Linked DNA regions of Homo sapiens: region 2 is linked to region 1. Evidence: chromatin loops called from intact Hi-C (ENCODE). Cell type or tissue: PC-3. All regions are shown on one strand. Each heading gives the region's core, and the rest is flanking DNA. Links, peaks and the distances in the headings are about the cores only. Region 1 holds the start of LOC124906088 (a long non-coding RNA gene). Region 2 has its middle 31 kb from the start of STK39.

Region 1 (5,390 bases), core at 70-5,069:
GGCCTGGCGCGGTGGCTCACGCCTGTAATCCCAGCACTTTGGGAGGCGGAGGTGGGCAGATCCCCTGAGGTCAGGAGTTTGAGACTAGCCTGACCAACATGGAGAAACCCCATCTCTACTAAAAATACAAAATTAGCCGGGCACGGTGGCACATGCCCGTAATCCCAGCTACTTACTCGGTTGGCTGGGGCAGAAGAATCACTTGAACCCAGGAGGCAGAGGTTGGAGTGAGCCGAGATCGCACCACTGCACTCCAGCCTGGGGCGACAAGAGCAAAACTCTGTCTCAGAAACAAACGAAAAGAAAGAAACTAATGTAATTAGGCTGGGTGCGGAGGCTCACGCCTGTAATCCCAACAGTTTGGGAGGCCGAGGCAGGCAGATCACTTAAGGTCAGGAGTTCGAGACCAGCCTGGCCAACATGGTGAAACCCAGTCTCTATTAAAAATACAAAAACTAATCAGGCGTGGTGGCAGGCGTCTATAATCCCAGCTATCCAGGAGGCTGAAGCAAGAGAATTGCTTGAGCCTGGGAGGCAGAGGTTGCAATGAGCCAAGATCACCATTACATTCCAGCTTGGGTGACAAAGTGAGACTCTATCTCAAAAAAAAAAAAAAAATAGGAAAGAAAGGAAAGAAAGGAAGGAAGGAAGGAAGGAAGGAAGGAAGGAAGGAAGGAAGGAAGGAAGAAAGAAACTCATGTAATTAGAAAAACCTCAATTCTCACCCATGCTGCAAAAATGGCACACCAACTCTGAAGACATCCATTGATAAAATAGGCATATATGTGCTTACTTCTTTTGAGTCATACTATCACTACTGTGAACATATTGGAAACTGACACTTTTCACAAATATCACCTGCAATTTTAAAAATTAAAAGTGTAAACCCAAAGAATTGCAATGCAAATATCAAAAGTTCACCTCAAAGGTCATTTATCACCATTTTTTTCCCACCCCTTCTTGAAATGCTGGCTCAGAGAATTGCTATGAAAGAAAATATGTTGTGGTTTCATTAAAATTTCTAACTTAGAGATGTTGCAAACTTCATTATCAGTTACTGGATCATACAAGCTGCACACACATCAAGACACCTACTCCCATTAGTTAAGCAAACTATCAAACTTTGTTGTTTTGTTTTGTTTTGAGACGAAGTCTTGCTCTGTCGTCCAGGCAGGAGTGCAGTGGCATGATCTTAGCTCCCTGCAACCTCCGCCTCCTGGGTTCAAGCGATTCTCCTGCCTCAGCCTCCCTAGGAACTGGGACCACAGGCACCTGCCACCACACCCGGCTAATTTTTATATTTTTAGTACAGATGTGGTTTTGCCATGTCAGCCAGGCTGGTCTCAAACCCCCGACCTCAAATGATCCTCTCACCTCAGCCTCCCTAAGTGCTGAAATTACAGACGTGAGCCACTGCGCCCAGCCTCAAACTTTGAATAACGGATTTAAAATCTGAACAGGAAAATCTTTAATCTCCTCTTTGTTTTCAGCAGGAACACTAGAGAAGAGACAATCTACACAAAATAATATACAACTTAATTATAATTTCACTTGTCTTTCTCTGAAATAAGGCAAAAAAAATGCTCATCAAAATTTCAATGGTGAGTAGTCATTATATGGTTAAAAAGAGAAAGTATAACGTATTAGTCCGTTTTCTCTATTTACGTAATCACAATGAACAAACTGAAACTTCAGTTCCTCTAAATCCAACTTTAAAATCTTGCACCCTCAATATTCTAGGGCAAAAAAAATTATTAATTAGCTATAAATCTAGACAATAAAAATATTTTAACTTAGATCCACCCAAAAGGCAAAGAATGACTGTTATCTCTCCCACCCCATCTATCTCATCTCAAGAGTGTTACTAAATATGGATGTATTGCTCAACTTCCCTGCTCCACACAAGTATAGACTGCAACTAGAGTGACTGTTCTTCATTTCAAACACATGAGTCAAGAGGAAGTAGTAGTAATTATTTATTGGTCAGCACACATTCATCAGGTACTCACCACATATGTGCACCTGTTTATAAGGGTCATTTCTGTTCTAGAGTTTACCAGAGTTCACCAACCCTGTGAAGAGACAGGCCAGGAGTTCAGCCTTCTCAACCATGCTTTGTGCCTTCAACCTCTAAACCAGTGAGTTCTGGGTAATATTTGATGATAGGAAGTATTCCTGCCTTAAAGATGGGACTTTATATCTGCATCTGCCTTCCAATTTATTCTTATATTTTAATTTTACTTAGTTGTGGGTAGCAAACATACTGTCTACTTGATAAAGCATCATCAACGCCCTGTCTTACGTCTCTGAGGAGCTCATGAGAGGAATCTGTACTAGTCACTGTGCAAGAGTGGAAAATAATCTGTCAGTGTAGCTGTGTGCAAACACCTCCTCTTTCTGCACAGGGCGTTCATGTATAAATTCCTATGCCTGGTTCTGAAAGCAAAATTCTGACACAAACACTCACTGGTTCTCTTATTAACTAAGTCTATACCATAATCAGGGTGTGCATACCAGCTGCTGGGAATGGAGAGGTGGTGGTTAACTGCCCCACTCTGTCACAGTTACTTTCAAAAATGACTTACTGATCATTATTCGTTTTAGTTCCACAGAAAGAATGAGACATCTCAGTTGAAACTAATACCCAAAAGGAACCTGAATGGCACCTTTAAAAAATATCTCATCCAGTCATCCAGAACCTTTGTTTCTCTCACTTTAGAAGAGGTGAAAGAAGAAAGCTTGAGTCGTAAATTGAAGACCTTCCTGTTACCTTCCTTTTACAGAAACAAAAGCAGCTTGTCAGGCAAAGATTATCTGAATACCTTGTGCTTAACAAACAGACCAGACGAATATATTCGTTCAGTGGAGTGTTTGCGTAAGGAAGCTACTGAAACTTACTGTTCTTGAGAATGTTTCCTCCCCATCTCACCTGCAGGGAAAGAGCACCGACTTCCTCCCTAACCTTAAGTACAGACCAATAAGCCCTCCTGAACAAGCCTTCATTCATGAAGTTGTCTGTTCTGACCCACCTCTCCACATTGCCTTGGCCAACTCTCCTGACCCTGTGCTCCTGGGAAAATTACTCAACCTCTCTGAGCCATGTGAGATGTGAAAAACCTCAGTTAAATGTCTGAAAAGGGCTCACTGGTATAACCTGATAACTGTTTAGAGCATGCCTCAAAGAGCACTAAGTTGCAAAGAAGAACTCATTCCATGCTCCATGACTAACCTTAAACCAGGCATTCACAACTTGAAATGTGTTCATAGCATAGCCCTGTAAACTTCAGGTAAAGGTCACATTTCAGACCTTTTTTGTAAACAGTAAATTATAATAGTAAGTTACACGTGAAGACACTGTCCTTACAACACATCATATCATGACCAGTACAGCCTAAGGGTCCTCCGATCATCCTCTCCCTCCTGGGTTCCTTGTAAATGTTCCCAGTGTTACTGGTTTGGTATATCTCTTTCTGGTCCTTTTTCCTAGCCATTTATACATACATCCTTGAAACCACAAAAAAGATAAAGCAGAAGAGTATAGACTCCAGGATAGCCATTATGGAGGAGAATCTGCCTCTGCCAATATTTAGTCATATTAAGTACATAAATATCCCATGATCCATTCATCCTGTTGGATGTGTCTCCCAGTGACTCGACCCACAGATCCATGAGTGCATGTTCACAGATGTTCCCTGCAACGCTGTGTGTGGAAACTGGGAGTTGCAAGAAGAGATAAGGAAACCCATGGTGACAGCAAATGTCTAACAAGGTAGATAGATGGATTAATCATAAGAACATAGCGCTGAATTTAGAAAGTGAGAAATACTAAGTGCTAGAGCACAAAACTATTTGTGTAGATTTAAAAACACACAAATCTCATCTGCCATAATAACCACATACCTCAAATGATTGCCATGAGTAGGGTAAAACATGAAAATAGTCCCTGTCATGTGTTAAGCACTTAGTAAATATTCACTATTGTTAGATAAAAAGATGTTCACAGTATACTATAAACTTTCTATTACAAAACTTCATTTATGATATCGTCCTTTCTCAAGTGCTTTTTTCCTATTAAAAAAAAATATATAGAGGACCAGCCTGGGCAAAATAGCAAAACCCTGTCTCTACAAAAAACAAAAACATTAGGCGGGCATCGTGATGTGTGCCTGTATTCCCAGCTACTCGGGAGGCTGAGGTGGGAGGATCACCTGAGCCCAGGAGGTGGAGGTTGCAGTGAGCCAAGATCACACCACTGCACTCCAGCTTAGCCTGGGTGACAAAAGCCAGCCATATTTAAAAAAAAAAAAAAAAAAAAGTGTAAGACAAACTGGAACACCATGTGAAAAACTGCATAGAGCAGTTAACCTTGGGGGGAATGTTTATATGTTTTTAGCTTATTTTCCTTGCTTGCTCATATTTCTATAATGAATATATATGACTTTAGAATTTTCTTTAATCCTTAATGTTCCTTTCAATATGGTTTCTGACAAACAAAAATTAGAAACATCCTAAAAATCCATCAAAGGCTAAGTAGTTCAATTATGGTATATACGAATAGTAGAATATTCTATAGCCACTTTTTATCAACCTGATAAACAGTATAATGTTGTGTGGAAAAAGGCAGGCTCTGAAATCGCCCACGTGAAGACCTGAGAGGCCGGTGGACAACAGTGGTGGAGCAGCATGGACTCTAGAGCCAGCCTGCCCACCTCCACATCCTAAGCTGTCATGCAATCCCAGGCAAGTCACTCGGCATCCCTGAGCCTCAAGCCTCATCTGCAGAACAGGGTGATGACGGTGCCTGCCTAGTGGGGTTGCTGTAAGCAAATGTGAAAGATGTCAAAAATAACAACAACAACAACAAAAAAAAAACACAAGGTCCACTAAAAAGTGGGTACATTTTATCTACGTAAATTAGATCTCAATAAAGATTGATTTGAAAATACATGCATGCGAAAGATCACATATTGTTTAATTCCATTTATATTCTGGATAGTGTATCCAGAATAGGTAAATCACATACTGTTTAATTCCATTTGTATTCTGGATATGACGTATATCCAGAACAGGTGGTCGCCAGGGGCTGGGAGAAGGGAAAATGGAAAGTAACTGTTTCATGGTATGGGGAATGGTGGAAATGTTTTGGAACTAGACAGAGGTGATGGTTAAACAACGTCGTGAATGTACTAAATGCCACTGAATTGTTAATCTTAAATGGATAATTTTATGTTATGTGGATTACACCTCAGAAAAAGAAGCATGTAAAATAATAACATGTTTTACAAGAATATATACAAAGGATATACATAAATATTCAAAAGGTTGACTAAGGGGGAAAGGCACGAGTAAGGGAATAAGGATAAAAGAAAGTCAAGAAATAATGTTGTACA
Region 2 (5,390 bases), core at 157-5,156, 67 kb after region 1:
TAAATTTTGGTTCAATGTCACTAATTACCTAGATTAGACTTTGGAAAATTGGCATATTTATAGTGCTAGGTTTTTCCCCAGTTTTCACATGATTTTTTTTTCTTTTTGAGACAAGGTCTCATTCTGTCACCCAGGCTTGAGTACAGTGGCATATTCACAGATCACTGCAGCCTCGACCTCCCAGGCTCAAGTGATCCTCCCACCACAGCCTCCCAAGTAGTTCAGACTACAGGCATCTGCCACTACACATGGCTAATTTTTGTTTTGTATTGTTTTGTTTTGTGTTTTATAGAAATGGGATTTCCTCATGTTGCCCAGGCTGGTCTTGAACTCCTGAGCTCAAGAGATCTGCCCACCTCAGCCTTCTTTGGGCCAGGATTACAGGTGTGAGCCATCATGCCCAGCCTTACATGATTCTTTAAGCAAGTTTATTTCTCTAAAAATAGGACAATCATATGATTTATAAATAATGACAAATTTACGCCATCCTTTCTAGTATTTATCATATTTACTTTGATTTGGAGACAAATTGCATTGGCTAACTCTGAAAAGACAATAGTAAAAAATAATGATTGTATTGATATCTTGCTTGTGATTTAATGAGAATGTGTCTAATTTTCCCATATCAAGAATAATGTCAGTTGGTAGTTATGAATAAATAAATACTTGTATGTATGGGGGTATAGGAAATAATTTATTCTTAAGAATGTAAGAAAGTTTTTATTTCATAAATATGTAAATATTCCATTTTATTTTACTAATGCTGACTTCTGTATTCAGCTCTAATGTTTTCTCATATACAAGGATTATGAGGGAAGCAAGGTGGATTTTTAAAACTTAGTGTGTTTACATTGTTCAAGCAAGGTGGATTTTTAAAACTTAAGATTATTTATATTGCTCAAGCCCATCTACTACAACAATGCTTCTTTTAGCACTTAAAAATCACCCAGAGTGCTTATTAGAACACAGGTTCCTGTCCCCTCATCTCCTGAAATTCTTGTTCATTAGGTCTGGGTTGGGGCTCAAGTGCTGCGTTTCAGACAAACTTTCAGGTGATGGTGCTGCTACTGGTCTATAGACAAACTTTAAATGGCACTGTACTAATTAACAGGTGACTCACTCAAGGTGCTCTTGAGCAAGCCGACCCAGAATGTCTCTATGACTTGTCATCTAAGCCTTCCTCATCTCATTTCACCTGCTGCTCTATTCAAAAGCCTCCTATATTTCACTAAAATCCTCCGTCTTAGTGAATCCTTCCATAAAACACATAATTAGCACTTACATCATGCACATATACTTTTTTTCATTTTAATATGTTACATGGATAAAAGCCTCCTTGATCAGCAGTAGTAGGATCTTCTTGGTAGTTCTAATCACTGGTATTTAGGCAACAAGTATCAGTACCTTACGGGTACCTCAACATGCCTTCTCTTTTTCTTTCACAATAATAAAATATTTGGCTGAGTCCATGGAAGTCAGAAATAAATAGAACATTTTTGAGCCTCCATTGCAGCTAAGATTAGTTCTGTCATCAGTGGGATTTAGGAGGAGGTAGAGTATGGCACTTTCCAGGAACCTTCCTTACCAGACAGCTCCCAAACACCCATTGTCTCCCATTCTCCCTTTCCTCCATTTGGTGGCTTGGCATGAGTTACCATACCTGGCACCATAAAGTTAAGGCCACACACAAGAAGTAAGTAGAAGGAGTCCAGGTCCCTGTCACCATGGAAAGCCTTGCCATGGAAAGCTCTGGACCACCTGTCTAGAGCTCTACAAGAAAGAAGTACTCATTTCTCTCCTGTTTAGCTGATTGTTAGTTCGGGTTTTCTGTCATTTGCAGCTGAACCTAATCTTTTTTTGTTTGTCTTGTTTTGTTTTGTTTTGTTTGTTTGTTTTTGAGATGGAGTCTCACTCTGTCGCCCAGGCTGGAGAGCAGTGGCTCAATCGATCTCAGCTCACTGCAAACTCCGCTTCCCAGGTTCAAGCGATTCTCCTGTCTCAGCCTCCCGAGTAGTTGGAACTACAGGCATGCACCACCACGCCTGGCTAATTTCTTTGTATCTTTAGTAGAGACAGGGTTTCCCCATGTTGGTCAGGCTGGTCTCCAACTCCTGACCTCAAATGATCCGCCTGCCTGGGCCTTCCGAAGTGCTGGGATTACAGGCATGAGTCACCCCGCCCAGCCAGCTGAACCTAATCTTAACTAAATCAGTGGGGCAATTAGAAGAGGTATCTAAAAAGTTAAGTCTCAGCAAAGGAACCCTTTGTTCCAACCTGACGAACTCCAACAGTCTCGTTTGTGTGGTTACAGGATTGTAAACATTTAGATCCTGTCAATGCCTTAAAACATCTAATTGACCAAGACATGCTCTCATAAATCCACTAATTTAGTACATTCTGTTTCTGTTGCCACATAGTACATAATATGCTTGTGTACATAATTACATAATTAAATGCTTATAAACCCTCTGAGCAAATACATTTATGTGCTTATCATTAACCTAAAACATTTCTCTCCTGATAGGTATTACTCATCATTTCCACATCTGTTACATGATTCTTTTTAAATTTCTTCCCTTACCGTATTCCTCCCCCACCAAAAAACTAAAAGAATCATGTAGACATTTATGGCCGTATTTCTATATATTTAAGTTCAATCTCATCATGTCCTCTCTCAATTTTTTCACAATTTGTGATTATTAAATAACATATTGACCAAGAATTCATATTCAAAGGAAATGAATACTCAGTAGAGTATAATTGTGTGTGTGTGTGTGTGTGTGTGTGTGTGTGTGTGAATAAAAAAATGATAGACTTCAGGTTACGATTTGATCAGAAGCTTTGAAAAGAGAATAATCTGTAGATATAAGTACTTAAGTGATAAGTTGAAATTGTTCTTACTTTTTATTTCCATTTTGGTGACCACGGAGATACTATAAGCAAAGAACACCATCAGAGATTAGCTATGGGTAGCAGTGATATTATTTGGTCTTAAATCTACATATTCTCTGTTTTTTGTTAGCATTATAATCAGTTCCTGTTTTTATGTTTCATGATAAAGGCAAGTGGATTTTTGTAATACTTAACTATTTATTATAAAGTTTTTGCTGTGTCTCCCCAGACTGGACCATTTATCCATGAAGCTTGAGTGACTAGAAGGCTTGTTAGACTTGTTCATTATAGGAAAATGTGCTTGCTCACTTGTCATTAAATGTATCAGTTGTGTGCTAAAGCCTACTCACACCAGCCTGCAAAAGCCAGTGAGGAATATATCTTCCCAACTCTGCTTTCAGTGACTTCATGTTATTTGCTTGAAATAAGCCAGAGTAGGAATATTATTGACACCACCAAAATAGGCAAATGCTAAAAATCACAGCTCTTTTCTTACCCTAGAGAGCTGGTTGTAAAATATTTACCAGCACATTACTAAAATATTTGTTTTAAGAAATTTAATCTGCTCACTTAAGTTGTAAATGAACTCACTAAATTTGTGTTAATTAATTTACCGTTCTATCTACTATGTATTTCTTATTAAGCATGGAACATTTTGATTCACTCTTATACATATGGAAAAATTGAACTCTGGCAGAGTTTATTCAAAAATTTGTCTTTGTACTTATACTTGCTTTTTCAGTTTCTCTCTTTTCTTATTTAATTTTTGTCCACTCGATATATAAAAACAGATGGAGGTATGTTTAAATATTCCCACTAATGGTTTTGTCAGTTTCATATTTTAAAGTTATATCATTTAGCTTATAGAAATTAATACTGTATTTCTGTTGTGTATTCTACCCTTAATATAAAATGATTCTTTGTTCCATTTAATGATCTTTTTCTCAATTTCTAGTTTGATAATAATAATGGCACTTTTCCTTTGTTTTACTCTCACACATAACTTTATTTTTACCTTTTTATTAACAAGTTATACTTGGACATGATTTTTTGACTCAATATGAAGATCTTTATTATTTAACTTCAAGTTACTTGTATTTATTAAGGAATGGATATACATGGTTTCCCTTCTTTTTTTATATATTTTATGCTTTCTTGCTGTTTTTTTAAAAATTATTTACTATGTTGTGTTAGGATCCTTGCTTTTTTCCCCTTTTGGTGATTTGACATTTTTATTTTGTTAATGGTTAAACTACACTGTCCATATTTCAATTTTTTTATTATGGACCAATCTTTGATTGCCTAGAATAATTTTAAGAAGTATATGTGATAAATTAGAAAATTTTTTGCAGCTAACGCTACAAAATATGATTCCCTCTCCAATATAGGGTTGCCAGCAATTAGGTAGCAAAACACTCACAGCCCAATTAATAAACAGGCATAGGATATGAACAGAAAGAAATACAAATGATCTTTAAACTTATGACAACATATTTACCTTTCTTTTTTTGCTTTTTGAGACAGGGGCTTGCTATGTTGCCCAGGCTGGAGTGCAATGGCTATTCACAGGTGTGATCATAGCACACTATCACCTCCAACTCCTGGCTTTAAGTGATCCTCTCACCTTATCCTCCTGAGTAGCTAGGACTACAGGCAGGGGCTAGTGCTCTGGCATCTAACCTTTTTTTTTTTTTCATCATTTTGAATTTGTCTTTTTAAGTTCTGGGAAAATTTCTTGAACATGTTTCCTAATTCCCTGAATCAAAGTTTTATCATATTTCATTTGCTTTTATTTCTTCTTATTGTTTATAATTTAGGAGCTGTGATTTGCATTTCCAAGAGCTCTTTCCTACTCTCAATTATTTTCCTTTTCATGGTTATGTGTCATAGTTTTATCAATGTATTGTCTTTATCAGTCTTGTTGAAAGCATACATTAGAAGTTTCCAAACTTCTTATTTCTTCAGGAACAACTTACTGTGATGATTCAGATTGGCTGCAGCTGTTCAAAATGTTATATATGTTTCTATATCTGATGATTTTCTCCCATCATCCTAAAGAGATTCTAGTTATACCGCTAATCACAATAGCTAGTGTTTATTGTGCATTTATTATAAGACAAGATTTGTGCTAAAGGATCCACACATGCCATTTAAGTAATCTTCACAACAGCTAGAAGTAATCTTCACAACAGCTGGATGCTAAATATTACTATCCTCATGTCCTAAGGGTACTACAAGTTCTCCACCCTTTCACAAGAATAAGATTACTTCACAGAGTATTCTGGGCACCGCCCAATCTACCCACCTGCAAGAAATGAACTACTGAACTGAAAGGAGAGTGCTTCATTTCTTGCAGGTGGGTAGATTGGGATGTGCATTTCCCCCACCTGTGCAGAAGATCTATTTTTCCCAGCTACTACCTCCAAGCCAAAAGTGTTCTGGTATCCACAGCTATAGTTCAGTTAGCTTTAGCTTTGCTTTGGTAGTTCTACTTTGGT

What was found. A loop is a pair of places that touch in the nucleus more often than their neighbours do. Peaks named below come from ENCODE experiments on the same cell type or tissue, not always from the same donor. Only the 100,000 strongest peaks of a DNase experiment are listed, where the experiment ranks them.
Region 2: a loop joins it to region 1, with 5 times the contacts of the local background. A loop is called at or near these places in 1 of 110 quality-filtered maps.

Annotation. Positions count from the first base shown.
Region 1 is chr2:168,209,395-168,214,784 of GRCh38, forward strand. The region is part of intron 1 of STK39 (serine/threonine kinase 39); the gene reads right to left. LOC124906088 (a long non-coding RNA gene) reads left to right here and starts at 2,056. Exons shown (of 2, transcript XR_007087283.1): 1 at 2,056-2,138; 2 at 2,605-4,029. RefSeq lists an enhancer at 1,426-2,625. In PC-3, for the core only: no CTCF peak of the experiment used is centred there; a DNase peak (open chromatin) is centred at 1,947; H3K4me3 peaks cover 918 bases; H3K27ac peaks cover 3,853 bases.
Region 2 is chr2:168,276,338-168,281,727 of GRCh38, forward strand. No RefSeq gene overlaps it. Among named protein-coding and RNA genes, the nearest start is that of STK39, 31 kb to the left of the region's middle. In PC-3, for the core only: no CTCF peak of the experiment used is centred there; no DNase peak of the experiment used is centred there; H3K27ac peaks cover 397 bases.